Linked DNA regions of Homo sapiens: all the other regions are linked to region 2. A link is a loop called in an ENCODE intact Hi-C map of the cell type or tissue named here. Cell type or tissue: endothelial cell of umbilical vein. All regions are shown on one strand. Links, peaks and the distances in the headings refer to the core of each region. The heading gives the core; the rest is flanking DNA.

Region 1 (4,732 bases), core at 244-4,243, 87 kb after region 2:
TGGTCCTTCTACTTTTCTTTTTTTTTTTTTTTTTGACAAAGTCTCGCTCCGTCGCCCAGGCAGGAGGGCAGTGGCACAATCTCAGCTCACTGCAACCTCGGCCTCCCGGGTTCAAGTAATTCTGGCTCCCAAGTAGCTGGGATAACAGGTGTGTGTCACCACAGCCGGCTAATTTTTTTTTTTTGTATTTTTAGTAGAGACGGTTTCACAATGTAGGCCAGGCTGGTCTTGAACTCCTGACCTCAAGTGATCCACCTGCCTCGGCTCCCAAAGTACTGGGATTACAGGCGTAAGCCACCACACCCGACCCTACTTTTTTTTTTTAATGAAAGAGATGGGGCCTCACTATGTTGTCCACACTGGTCACTAACTCCTGGACTCAAGCAATCCTTCTGCCTCAGCCTCCCAAATGCTGGGGTTATACATGTGAGTCACCATGCCTGGCCAAGAGTGATGGTCTTTCTAAAACGGAAATATGGTCCATGCACTTCCTTGGGAAAGTCATTCAGTGCCTCCTACTGCTGGCAGGATAAGGTCTCAAACTCTACCACCTGCCCCATAAGGCCTGAGGGCATGCAGCTCCTGCCCGCCCTCTAGTCATCACACACATGTCACCCTGCTGAGGAGAACTCCAGCCAGACCAAGTGGGAGGACCCAGGCTCCAAAACTCCTCCAGCACCAAACGCTGTGTCCCAAATCTGTAAAGCTCTTCACCTGGCTGAGTCCTGTTTCCTCTCTCAGGAAGCTTTCTCCAGCCTTCTAAAGCCAGGATAGGGTGCATGCCGGGCCCCTTCATAGCTATGCGTTTTAATGATCTGTTCCCCCAGCGGAATTCTGAGTGCTTTACCTGTTGTATTAATCCATTCTCACACTGCTATTAAAAACTACCTGAGACGAGGTAATTTCAGAACAAAAGAGGTTTAATTGACTCACAATTCCACAGGGTTAATAGGAAGCGTGACTGGGAGGCCTCAGGAAACTTACAATGGTCGAAGGAGAAGCAAGTACCTTCTTACCATGGAAGACCAGGAGAGAGAGAGTGAGGGTGGAAGTGCCAAACATTTTTAAACCATCAGATCTCGTGAGAACTCACTACCATGAGAACAGCATGGGGGAAACCTGCCCCCATGATCCAATCACCTCTCACCGGCCTCTTCTCCAACACTGAGGATCACAACTCGAGATGAGAGTTGGGTGGGGACACAGAGCCAAACCTTATCACCCTTAACCCACAACAACCTTATGAGGTGGATACTGTTATTATCCCCATTTTACAAACAAGGGAAAGAAAGCACAAACAGGTTAAATAACTTACCCAAGGACACAAAGAAGTAGCAACTGGATCCAGTCCAGTGTGGTCCCAGGCCCACATCGGTAACCACCATGCAGAGTGTTTCTTACTTCTCATTGTAACCCTAGTGCAGAGCCTGATTAGTATAGTTGATGTTAAGTAATTTTTGTTTACCTCCATATTGTTTACTCATTCAATAAATATTAGGTTTCTACTTCTAAGGTAGTCTGTAAGAATTAGCTTGAAATGATCAAATGAAAATATTATTGGCCAGGTGCAGTGGCTTATGCCTGTAATCCTAACACTTTGGGAGGCCAAGGCGGGCGGATTACCTGCGGTCAGGAGTTGGAGACCAGCCTGGCCAACACGGTGAAACACTGTCTCTACTAAAAATACAAAAATTAACTGGGCGTGGTGGCACACGCCTGTAATCCCAGCTACTCAGGAGGCTAAGGCAGGAGAATCATTTGAACCTGGGATGCAGAGGTTGTGGTGAGCCGAGATCACACCATTGCACTCCAGCCTGGGCAAAAAGAGCGAAACTCCATCTCAAAAAGAAAAGAAAATATTATTTAATGAACTTATTAATTTACACTTTCTGAAGACTTACTGTTTGTGCAGGCACACTGGTCTTAGTGCGAGAAATAGAGAATGAGAACAATACCTTTACCCTTGAGTTGACAGGCATGGGGGTTGTGACAGAAATAAATATTTTAAAAAGATCATCACTTTTTCATTCCTGTTCCTGAAGCCTTCGTGGATTATTTATGTCTGCCTTCTCCTAAAAATAATTCTATCCAGGATGCCCCGAGGATGTCATGCTGGAAGCTTCCTGTAGGTAACGAGGGGCGCCGCAGTGGTGCTAAGTGCTGAGGCTGCAGGTCTGAAGACAAAAGCCTCCAGAGCGTGACCAGGAATGGTTCGTTTGGCTGCAGCCACAGTAAGGAGCCAGTGCTGCCACCTGCTGGCCAAGAGCAGGTTCGCCCACACCCATTCTGTTGTTAGGAGGCTGAATCACAGCCAGATGGAGGAGGGAAGGGATTTTATCACAACTCGCTTAGTTTAGAGATGAGGAAACTGATGAAAAAGGGACTTGCCCAAGGTCACGTAACTGGTTTGTGGCATAGTCAGAACCGGAACCAAGTACAGGGTTCCTGCAAAACCTGATGCACGCTCCTCTGGATTCAGGCACATGGAACTTAACCTTCAAATTGCAGTATGGTCTTTTCTCGCTTTTTCCTTTCTCTCTTCCCTCCCCCCTTTCCCTCCCCTCCTCTCCTTTCTCCTCCCCCTCCCTCCTCTCTCCTTCCTTCCCCCTCCCCCCATCCCTCCCCTCTCCTCCCCTTCCCATCTCTCCTCCCCTCTCCTCTTTTTTTTTTTTTTTGAAACCAGTTCTCATCACTGCACTTCCAGGACAGGGGAAGCACTGGGGAATGAGGCATCCTAGCTCTGTGGAGGGAAAGGGAGCTGGTCAACATATGCTTTAGGTATTTGTGGGTTTGTTTTTAATTAATAAACTTTATTTATAGAGCAGTTTTAGACTCATAGCAAAATTGAATGAAAGGTAGAGAATTCCCATATAGCCCCTGATCCTACATACTCACAACCTCACCTGCTAACAGCATTCCCCACTACAGCAGTTCATGTGATACAATTGATGAACCCACACTGACACGGCATTTTGACCCAAAGTCCATAGTTTACATTAAGAGTCACTCTGCTGTTACACATTCTATGGGTTTGAACAGATGTATAATGATGTGAATCCTCCTTCAGAGTAATGTACAGAATAGTTTCATTGCCCTAAAACTCCCCTAGGTTCCTCCTGTTCATCTCTCCTCCTCCCACCCCACTGGCAACCACTGTCTCCATAGTTTTGCCTTTTCCAGAAGGTCACATAGTTGGAACCATAGAGCATGTGGCCTTTTCAGACTGGCTTTCACTCAGTAATGTGCATTTAAGGTTCTTCTCTGTTTTTTTCATGGCTTGATAGCTAATTTCTTTTTAGTGCTGAATAACATTCCATTGTCTAGATTTACCACAGTTTATCCATTCACTTACTGAGGGACATCTTGGTGGCTTCCACGTTTGGGTAATTATACAGTTGCTATAAATGTCCATGTGCAGGGTTTTGTATGGATATGAGTTTTCAGTTCATTTGGGTACATGCCAAAAAGCACAATTGCTGAATTGTATGGTAAGAATATGTCTGGTTTTGTAAGAAACTATAAACTGTCTTCCAAAATGGCTGTACAACTTCACATTCCCTCCAGCAACGAGTGAGAGTTCCCGTCACTCCACGCCCTTGCCAGCATTTGGTGTCTTAGATTTTGGCCATTCTCGTAGGTGTGTGGTATGCTTTAGTTTTTTAGTAATTTGGGAGATGAACTATTAGTTTCAGAAATCCTCACACTCATTAGCACTATCTACCCATAGAATCAAAATCACAGGGAAGCCTGGTGGTGTTGACTTACAGAAAACATGAATACTTGCCTGCAGTTCACAAAGGGCACAGGGGTGAGACTCATGCTTTTGGCAGCTGTTGGGCAGCTGAGTATAAACCAGACTAAGGTGGTTGGGGCAGAACCCCAGAGTACTGTCCCCTGAGCCTATGTTCAAGCAATGCAGAGTGGCAACCAGAGGATGCTAAACTCGAAGGAGATGACTTGACTTTATCATGATCACTGCCTGCAGTTACCACCAGGAAGGCCTAACACAGGGTGCAGGATATTTAAAGAGAAGGAACGAGTATAACCCAATAAGGAAGGCATAGGCTAGAGATAAAGGCCACCATCCAGAGAGAGTGCCCAAAGGCCTACCTTCCTTTGCCCATCAGCATTTAGACATATGTTTTAGTTTACTTCTCTCTCACTGGCTAAAAGCAGACCACAGTCGGTTTCTTTGTTTCCTGTCTGTACCGTCTGTTCTCTTTAAAGTAAAAAAAAACAAACTGTCTAAATACAGGATGGGGAGAACTTGTTAGAATACATGTGACAGTATTAAAGGCTAATGCTTATGGATCTCCTTCTGTATACTAGGCAGCAGGTTTTTTTAAGTTAAAAAAATTGTTTTTTTGGTTTTTGTTTTTGTTTTTTTTTTAGTATTTATTGATCGTTCTTGGGTGTTTCTTGGAGAGGGGGATGTGGCAGGGTCATAGGATAATAGTGGAGAGAAGGTCAGCAGATAAACACGTGAACAAAGGTCTCTGGTTTTCCTAGGCAGAGGTCCCTGCGGCCTTCCACAGTGTTTGTGTCCCTGGGTACTTGAGATTAGGGAGTGGTGATGACTCTTAAGGAGCATGCTGCCTTCAAGCATCTGTTTAACAAAGCACATCTTGCACCGCCCTTAATCCATTTAACCCTGAGTTGACACAGCACATGTTTCAGAGAGCACGGGGTTGGGGGTAAGGTTATAGATTAACAGCATCCCAAGGCAGAAGAA
Region 2 (4,732 bases), core at 389-4,388:
GGGGTCGTGAAGTGGGGGGAAGCGGTGAGAGCAGTCCGGAAAGCAGGCAAGACGAGCTAGACCCCAGGCCGGGAAACCACACCGGCGGGAGACCCCGCACTCGGACTCCCGCTCCTCTGAGCAGAAGAGCAGTAGGGCAGGCCCACATTTTCTGCTGGACGGGAGGGAGAAGACCCGGCCCACTGCCACTGCCCTCTCTTCTCCAAGCTACCGAGGTACCAATCTTCTCCCCAACTCTCCAGTCCCTTTCACACGCCCCAGCCCCCAGTTGTCCCACCCTCCAGGACCTCGGGAGTTCCTAGACCAGCGCCACCGCCAGCTCCTAGCCCAGTGGATTTATGTGAGCGACTTAACATCTCTGAGCCTCAGTTTCCTCATCTGCAAATGGAGATACAATGGCACCTAGGGGATTATTACGAATATCAGGTGAGTTCAATACAAGCAAAGGGCTTAAAAGAGTGCACTATCCCCAAATGAAGGTTCGGGGAGTTAACTTAATATTCACTCCTATGGGATTTCGTCTCCCACCACCCCTTTCTTAGCCAGGATTCGGGTATTCCCTTCCCTCGCTCGGACTCCCCGTCTTCATTCACCGACCCACTCGCGGAGCGAGCAGGCCCAGCTCTGCGTGCACTGACGGGCTGGGCGCGGGCGGGGCGCCGCCGGGACTTGGCACCGGGCTGCGTCCTGAGGCGCCCTGCCCCGCCCCGCACTTTCCTCAGCCCGGGCTCCCGGGCGCCCGCCAACACTGCGAGTGGAACAGCCGGGGCGAGCCCGTAAGCCGGAAGGCGGCTTCCGGGAGCGCGTGCGAACGTGGAGGCCACGCCGGCGATGGGGGGTTGGAACGGCCGGACCAGGCAAAAGCCGGTCCCTCCCTGCTCCTCCACGCTGTGGGGCAGTAAGCGCTCCGGACCCGAGGCTTAGGGAATCAGAGGACACGCAGTATAAGGGTCGCAGGTCGTGGTTGCTCGGAACACGAGGTGAGAGGCGGAACAAGGCTGAAGGGAAGCTCTGGGAGTGCCCTTGCCGAGAGCGGCTCGTTGGTCTAGGGGTATGATTCTCGCTTCGGGTGCGAGAGGTCCCGGGTTCAAATCCCGGACGAGCCCAGGCTTTTACCCACCCCACACCCGAAATTTAAAAACAGATTTTTTCCCCCTAATTCCCCACATATTCCATTCAGAAACTTAAATGAAAACATACTGGTCCCATGAGCTCGAATGTTGATCCCCTTTGTTTTTTGAAGCGAGGGACCATGTGAGCTCAATTAATACAACATATGGTTACTGTACGCCCAAAGGCAACGCATTCAAATTGCTTTGTACCATGTAAAACACACACTCTTGAAAAACAGACGCCTAGTGCGGAATCCTGTGCACGCCTTTAACTCCTCCAAACGAGCAGGGGGCGTCATGGATTAGCATGTCCCGGGGTTCGGGAATCAGCATTTCCGAGGAAAGGGGCGCTCAGGAGATATCCCCACCCCCGATGAGGGGCACTGTCGTGGATGAGTTTAAACCACGCCATAGGCAGCCAAGAACTGAGCTCCCGATGGCCCTGTACACGCGCTGCACCCAGGAATAGACAGCTAGGGACAATGTTTTCATAGTACAATACTACATTACTAGCAAACTTTTTACATTTTCAAAATGAGGCCTTTTAATGGTATTTCAATGTAGAGTGTGCTCTAAGTTTCCAAAAATCTCAATTTTGTGTTTTACTCTGACCAACCTGTATTTATTACGTTTAGTAATCTATCCCCAAAAAAACTCACCTTTAAGTGATTCTTACTCCAAAACAGGGCTCGTCCGGGATTTGAACCCGGGACCTCTCGCACCCTAAGCGAGAATCATACCCCTAGACCAACGAGCCGACACAAACTCCACCTTACTGTCATCAGAAAGGAACACATAGCTATTTAGTCCTGCGCCCTCAAGTGGTTGCTCGCATGTTAGGATTCGATCTTTGGGTTGTGTTTGCTTTCTATAGATACCGCGTTTTCAATTTTCTTTCTTTTCTGTTTTGCTCTTTGAAAATCAGTAACACAGAAGACAGCAAAATTGTCACTATCAGTATAATATCGACCTCTTATTTCGAAAATTGTAATTGTATTTCTATTCATGGCTAATAAATGGCTATTAGTGTGGGACAATGTCACTGTGGCAGATTCCAGACTCTCTCCGTTACTGAGTGAGTTCTGGATGTTTCATTCGTTCTTTTTCGCACTTTTCTATAATGTTAAAATCTCGGTTTCTTGCCGATATTTTTTATTGTAATATTCAAAGCCCTACCTATCTAGCCTTGTGAATTCCCATCTCTGTTTTTACTCGAAGTGTTCTCTTCAGCTGGAAAACCTGTTTGCTTTTGGACAAATCCCAAACTCTAACCTTCCCAGAAAAAGATCCTTTAACATATCAAAACCAATAGTATGTGGTAAATAACTGGGTTTCAGTCTTATCTCCTCCAACTGTAACTTCTTAGAGCGCAAGACACCTACACCAACACGAAATTCTACTGTAGAATTGGCAACCAATTGTGTGATTGCTGTTCGATTGTCCCAATATCTTTAATTAGATATAGTAAGCATGGCTTCTTAACTATATTTTAAATTCTTTTTCCTTTCTTTCTTTTTTTTTTTTTTTTTTTGAGACGTTGTCTCGCTTCGCTCTTTCGCCAGGCTGGAGAGAAGTGGTGTGATCTCGGCTCACTGCAACCTCCGCCCCCTCCGCCCTCCAGGTTCAAGCGATTCTCCGCCTCCCGAGTAGCTGGGATTACAGGCACCTGCCACCATGCCCAGCTAATTTTTGTATTTTTAGTAGAGGCGGGTTTCACCATGTTGGCCAGGCTGGTCTCCAACTCCTGACCTCAGTTGATCCACCCTCCTCGGCCTCCCAAAGTACAAGCGTGAGCCACTGCGCCCGGCCTAATTTCTTTTTTTTTTTTTTTTTTTTTTTTTTTTTTTTTTGAGACAGAGTCTAGCTCTGTCACCCAGGCTGGAGTGCAGTGGCGCGATCTCGGCTCACTGCAAGCTCCGCCTCCTGGGTTCATGCCATTCTCCTGCCTCAGCCACCCCAGTAGCTGGGACTACAGGCGCCCGCCACCACGCCTGGCTAATTTTTTTTGTATTTTAATAGAGTCGGGGTTTCACCGTGTTAGCTAAGATGGTCTCGATCTCCTGACCTCGTGATCCACCTGCCTCGGCCTGCCAAAGTGCTGGGATTACCACCGTGCCTGGCCCTAAATTCTTAAATACTTAGCATTGAGGCTTATCATAAGGAAGCTGGTGCTCAATGAATGATTCTGAATGATTACAATTTGTCTCAAATTCCTTAACAATACGAATTTTAGGTGTTTTTTGTTTGATACAGGGTCTCACTCTGTCGCCCGGGCTGGAGTGCAGTGGCATGATCATGGCTCACTGCATTTTAGTACTTTTGTTGCCGGAAAAAGGGGTCTTCACCGAACCTGGAGAGAGGGTTCTTGGATCTCGTGCAGGAAAGAATTCAGGGTGAAAGAAGCAAGTTTATTGGAAACTACTCTGTTACAGAGCAGGATGTTCTCAGAAAGTAGGAGGAGAAACACCCCGTTCTTAAGTTTTTCTTATATAGTGATCTTACCTATGTAAAAGCTAGGCTAAGCTGTGCCTACATACGGGTGAGCAGACAACATGACAAATTTTGTTACTCTGTTGATTTAAAGAAGACAATTATTGACATTTTAGTGTGTGAATACGTAAAAGCATAACTGTGATTATCTTAAAGGCATATATTGTTGTAGATATTAGGACATTTGGACTTCTTGCTGTTGTAGGAGTCAGTCCTAGTTATCTTCAGGCTGTTTCCTTAATTATAAACATCCCATGACTATGGGTCGTGGCAGGCAAGGAATGTGCCTTGTTAGTCCTAAAATGGAGCTGAACTTAAAATGGCATTATTCTAGCTTTCCTAGGCTGCTGCTTCCCTAACACGTTGACAAACACATTGACAAACAGTAATTGTGAATTGTCATTCTAGCAAATAACCAACCAGATAGGAAACAAGTAGACAGAGTGACTATCTTAAATAGACCTATTCATTAATTTTATTTCATATGTCATACATTCATCGGTTTATTCATTCATTCATTCATTGCTCATTCTTTTTTATTTTTTTCCGAGACGGAAGTCTTGCTCTGTCACCCAGGCTGGAGTGCAGTGGCGCAATCTCAGCTCACTGCAACCTCCGCCTCCCGGGTTCAAGCAATTTTCCCGCCTCAGCCTCCCAAGTAGCTGGATTACAAACGGTGGGCACCAAATGTATTTTTAGTAGAGATGGGGGTTTCGCCATGTTAGCCAGGCTGTTCTCGAACTCCCGACCTTGTGATCCGCCGGCCTTGGCCTCCCAAAGTGCTGGGATTACAGGCGTGAGCCACGGCGCCCAGCCTACTCATTCTTCAACAAACATTTAACAACAAGTACTATGTGACCGACTCCGAACTGTCCACTTTCTTCCTATGGTTTGACAACAGAAAATTATAGAAAATCTAGCGCTGTCTTTACCCTTGTTTTATTTAAAACTGCCCTAACTTGAGTCTTCAGTTCTTCTTAGGGCTCCAGGAAAGGAGGGAGGATAAGAATACCTTGTACAATGTTAATAAGTTCTAGATTGCCAGATAGTGTATTCATCAAAATCTAACTGGAAAAAAATATGCCCTGGACACCTAAGAAGTTTATACTGCTTTTCTCCTTAAAATGAGG
Region 3 (4,732 bases), core at 365-4,364, 370 kb after region 2:
GGTTGGTTTTTAACCACTTCTTCATCCAGCGGTCTATTATGAGAACACAACACAGTCCTCTGTCCCTTAAGCATGCAGGTTCCTTCTACTGCTCTCAGTGTGGTCTTGTCTGCCAGGCCTGTGATTCTCCCTAGGACTGTCTTTTCCTCTGGGAGGACTGACTCACCTGTGATTTGTGGTATTTCAAACTAGTGAAAAAAGGAAAAACAAAAGTGGCATTTGATTCCTAAGCTATTACTACTACCCAGGAAAATGCTTGCTGAGAGAAATGAACATAGCTTTGTGTATTGCATTCTAAAAATAACACCAAAATTGTGCTTTTGTAATCTTGTGCAGATTTGAGTTTGTGCTTTGATGTTTTCAAAGGAATCTTCAAGGTATTGGAAATACTTTGGAATCCAAAGTATTTGTTAGATACTTTCCAGTGAGTCCAGTCACTTTCCTTGGGCCTTCAGTTTTTTTTAGGTCTGGCCAGCAGATATTAATATCTCCCAAGATCCTTGGTTTATAATAGTTCTACATACCTAATAAAGCCCTGCTGGCCTGTTCTGTGATACTGATGACTCTTAACTATACCTCATCTTCCTTGACCTATAAGACTAGCTCCTTGCTTTTCTCATCCCCTTGGCCAAGACTTGGAGTTTGGCTTTGACTCTGGCTTAACTTACTTTGAGACCTCAGACAATTGCCCTGGATTCTGTGTCCCCTCTCCCAACCCACAAGGACAGTATGGCTCTGCTCCTTCTTATAGGCATATATGGCTAATCACAGCCATTCTCCTTTGCCTACAGTGAAGACGGTAATTTCCTCTCTCTCCCACAGGCTCCATCTGGGGTTCTGCATATATTGTGGGTAGCATCCCTGCCCTGCCTCTTAGGGGCTTGGAGGATTAGGGATTCTGTGAACCCAAGAGCCACAGCCAGGCAGTCACTCTGTCACTACAGGACAGAGCTGTCCTCAGCAACCAAGGGCATTTCTCAGGGAGAATGTCCTTTCTGGACTGTAAGGAAGGTCAAGCTGTATTTGTGCTATGATTTGGAACGTTACACCAGGCCCTGGGGATTTGATCATCTTTGATAGTCATTCCGGACAAATTAGAATGATTTTATCTTTGTACAAACAGGCCAGTAGCATAGAGGATAGACTTTTTCTTTTTTTTCTTTTTTTAGGCGGGGTTTCGCTCTTGTTGCCCAGGCTGGAGTGCAATGGCGCGATCTCGGCTCACTGCAACCTCCGCCTCCTGGGTTTAAGTGATTCTCCTGCCTCAGGCTCCTGAGTAGCTGGGATTACAGGCGCCCACCACCACGCGCAACTAATTTTGTATTTTTAGTAGAGACGGGGTTTCTCCATATTGGTCAGGCTGGTCTCGAACTCCTGACCTCAGGTGATCTGCCCATCTCGACCCCCCAAAGTGCTGGGATTACAGGCGTGAGCTACCACGCCCGGCTGAGGATAGACATTTTTAATAGAAAATCTCATTTTGGCTCCCTTAGACTTCTCAAGTTCCAGATGCTACTTAGCCTTTCCTCCCTGCTCTCTATTGCCTGCTCTTCCTCACCACATCCCTGCTTTTCTGAAAGTCCTTCCTTGCTGTGCAACAAATATGACAAAATTCCCAAGGCAAAAACCTTTAACACCTCCCATCTAGGATAACACTTATATTTTCAAGATTCTCACTTCATTATAGAGATCCCTATAAAAAGGAATAATACACCCTCCCCACAGAGATACTGTGAAGAAACACCAGTGGCTCAGCTTCAGCTGCACCCCAGGCATTGTGCTGCATGCTTTCCAAGTATTTCCTCATAGAATCCAGACAGTCACCCTGTGACGGAGGACTCCCTCAATCCTGTGTGTCTCCACATTGAAACAGATGACTAAACTTCCCTTCACAGATGAGGAAACTCATAAGTAGTGACTTGTTTGAAAACACCCATGTAATTGGAAGCACGGGATCTGAACTCATGACTTAACCATACCCACGTCTTCACCATCCTCACTATATCACACTTGCACTGGGGTAAAATGAGATAAAGCATTTGGAAGTACCTAACACAGCACCTAGCACATCATAGGCCCTCAAATGTCAAACAGGTCAGGCCCACAGAAGGCAGTCACATGCCAGCTCACTGCCTCCTCTTTATAGCCACATCATCCTCAGTTCCTTCCAGACAGGACACAGCCAGGGCTCAAGGCTGAACACATGTTGTGAATGTATCTTGTGGTCCATCCAGAGACATGTCTAATCTGCAAGTATCTAAGAGGCATATTGTCGGGATGGAAAATATTCAGGGAAATCTGAAGAGACTAACCATCTGTCATTGTATCAAAGCATTTTTCCTCCGTCTCCTGTCTCAACCCAAATTCCTTAGCCTATCTATTGCAAATATTTAGTCTCATTGGTTGTTCACTTGTTTACAGAAAGACCACATAGTAGCTCCTCAAATAAGAATCAAGGAACATTGGCACTAGATGGCCCTTGTCTTACACTCCTCAACTCTGCTTCTCCAGGAGCAGTGATCTACCTAAGATCACTCAGTGGCAATACCTGTGAACCTGGATGGGGTCATGCATGTAAGCAGGCTAGCCAGGTGGTCCTTGGTCACCAAGGCCGTGGACTACACGATAAGGGCAAAGGAATTCAAAACAAGAGTGCCCAGCCAGAGGCAAACAAGCTCTCAGGTTCATCCTTGGCTCTGCACAGCCACACCGCTGCCACCTAGTGTCTAAGGGCCTGAACTTCAGTCTTGGTGCCTCTGGCCAGGGAAATGGCTGTGTTGAGCTGTGTGTGTGCTCTGTAATGTGGGACTCCCAATGCCTTCTGGGTCAAAACAACCCCAAACCTGGTATCTGTGGCATAGCACAGGGACCCAATAAGGCGGAAATCTCAATGAAAGAGGCAGAGGTGGGCAGCAGTCCTAAATGTGGTCTTGTCAAAACCAGAAGACACAGGACTGAGTTGTTTAAGCTAACGAGTAGCCAAATGTCCCATGTGCCACTGTCCATGTGGTCCCATCAGGAAGGCTGCAGGCCTGCCACTGCATGGCAGTTTACAGCTAAAGAGCCTGGGTTTAGTGGGGGCACTTGGGGTTTCGACCTTCTGCACTAACGGCAGATATCCTCAGAAATGCTCTCAGGAACTTCAAAATGTGTGAAAATTCTCTTTTCCTTCTCCCCCACACCCCCTTCTCTCTTTCTCTCTAGCTGAATAAAGGCAAATTTGAATTCCTGAATATGGAAAATATGGTTCTAGCTGCCAAGCATCCTTCAAGACTTAGCTCAAACTGTCACTTACCTCATGGAGCCATCCCTAACTCCATATTTGGAAATACCCACCTCCCTCTGAAGCCACACTTCTTTCTATAACCACGACTTGACTTTGCTAGTTATTAGAATCGGTATCCACAGGTCCTGCTCCCTAAATCAGAGTGCACACTTTAGTGGTATTGCCTACAGAGCCTAGCCTGGTGCTTCGCATACACTGGATGTGCAGTGTCTGGTAGACGACTAAATGAATTGGACCTCAGTAAAAAAAGGGAAACACAGTGAATCATTTTGTGAAATGCAGTATTTCTAGATTTAGATTAAATTCTATAATAGCCCAGCTAGTGTGGGGTCAGTGGGGGAGTGGGGGGCTGTCTCAGGATTCTTTCCCTAGAGCCCAGTCTAGTACAGTCAGGGGAACATTCTCCAACCCTTGCGTTTCAAAGCCAAGCTGCTGCACTCAAGAATGCCTACACCTAACCAGCAACCCATCCTAGAGATAAAGGTCTCTCTGCCCTGTTCCACCTCTGTGCACACTAGTTGATCAGGAATATGGTCCCTTCAGAAAGTAGACAAGTGCTAGAAAAAAATATATACAGGGAATATATATAGAAAACGTGAACCACACGCAGACGTAGGAATGCCATCCAGTGATGGAAGCAGAGTGTCTGACCTGCACAGGTGAACCTGCCCTCTGCTCCTTCCCACTCCCATCCAGAAGCTAGGCCAGCGCCTGGCATCCAGGTGACCCAGAATAGTTGAGTTCAATCACCACAGGTAGCAAGACTCCAGGCCTCATGAAAGGTCTTTTACAAACTGCAGACCAGGGGACCAGCTAACCATTGGTTTCTGCCACACAACACAAAAACACAACCTCACCAGGAGCTAGCTGGGCCCCAAAGAAAAAACCACAAGGGTAATTCACTTTCTAGAACAGCTGCCTCTCAGCAACCAGCAAGATCTCCTTGGAATCTACCTTCTGCCAACCAAAGCAGAGAAGTCCTGAACTTATTTAGTCATGATGCAGGCCAAGGGCAGACGCAAGAGGAGATCAGTGGCTTCCCAAGTCATCACAGCAATTACTCCAGGACCAAACTTCAACTGCTGTTCCAGCACAAAGGGAGGAGAAGAGAGGTTTAACCATCCCAATCACATTCCTGTGCTTCCCCTTCTGAGATGGTGACCCTGCCCCTCATGCATCTTGGTGGCTGGCATTCTATCCAGATTGTGCTCTAATGGACAGGGCAGACAAAGCCACAGAACCTTGATCTGCCTGCACTTCACATGTGCATGAGCAACCACACTCCAAAGTTATACAAAGGTCGGTCCGTGGGTCTGCTTTTGTGTTTTACCTATCTCTGCTTTACAAATCCTGAGAACACCAAAGGTCAGAGCTGGAAATGATCTTGGAGACCATTCAATCCAACTCCACTCTGTTTTCCCACTTTACAGAGGACCTAGAAAGGTG

The links. A loop is a pair of places that touch in the nucleus more often than their neighbours do. Peaks named below come from ENCODE experiments on the same cell type or tissue, not always from the same donor. Only the 100,000 strongest peaks of a DNase experiment are listed, where the experiment ranks them.
Region 1: a loop joins it to region 2, with 6 times the contacts of the local background. A loop is called at or near these places in 97 of 110 quality-filtered maps.
Region 3: a loop joins it to region 2, with 9 times the contacts of the local background. A loop is called at or near these places in 44 of 110 quality-filtered maps.

Annotation. Positions count from the first base shown.
Region 1 is chr1:167,801,269-167,806,000 of GRCh38, forward strand. No RefSeq gene overlaps it. Among named protein-coding and RNA genes, the nearest start is that of MPZL1, 82 kb to the left of the region's middle. In endothelial cell of umbilical vein, for the core only: a CTCF peak has its summit at 2,236 (motif pointing left); a DNase peak (open chromatin) is centred at 2,233.
Region 2 is chr1:167,713,691-167,718,422 of GRCh38, forward strand. It overlaps TRP-CGG1-1 (tRNA-Pro (anticodon CGG) 1-1), which reads left to right and starts at 1,035; the gene lies at 1,035-1,106. It overlaps TRP-AGG2-1 (tRNA-Pro (anticodon AGG) 2-1), which reads right to left and starts at 1,869; the gene lies at 1,798-1,869. RefSeq lists enhancers at 1-391, 1-45 and silencers at 516-755, 1,056-1,155. In endothelial cell of umbilical vein, for the core only: a CTCF peak has its summit at 1,955 (motif pointing left); DNase peaks (open chromatin) are centred at 931, 1,221, 1,861, 2,411 and 1 weaker place; H3K4me3 peaks cover 2,533 bases; H3K27ac peaks cover 1,911 bases.
Region 3 is chr1:168,079,716-168,084,447 of GRCh38, forward strand. GPR161 (G protein-coupled receptor 161) reads right to left here. Exons shown (of 6, transcript NM_001375883.1): 6 at 1-4,732. Among named protein-coding and RNA genes, the nearest start is that of GPR161, 55 kb to the right of the region's middle. RefSeq lists a silencer at 2,576-2,870. In endothelial cell of umbilical vein, for the core only: a CTCF peak has its summit at 2,721 (motif pointing left); a DNase peak (open chromatin) is centred at 2,696; H3K27ac peaks cover 663 bases.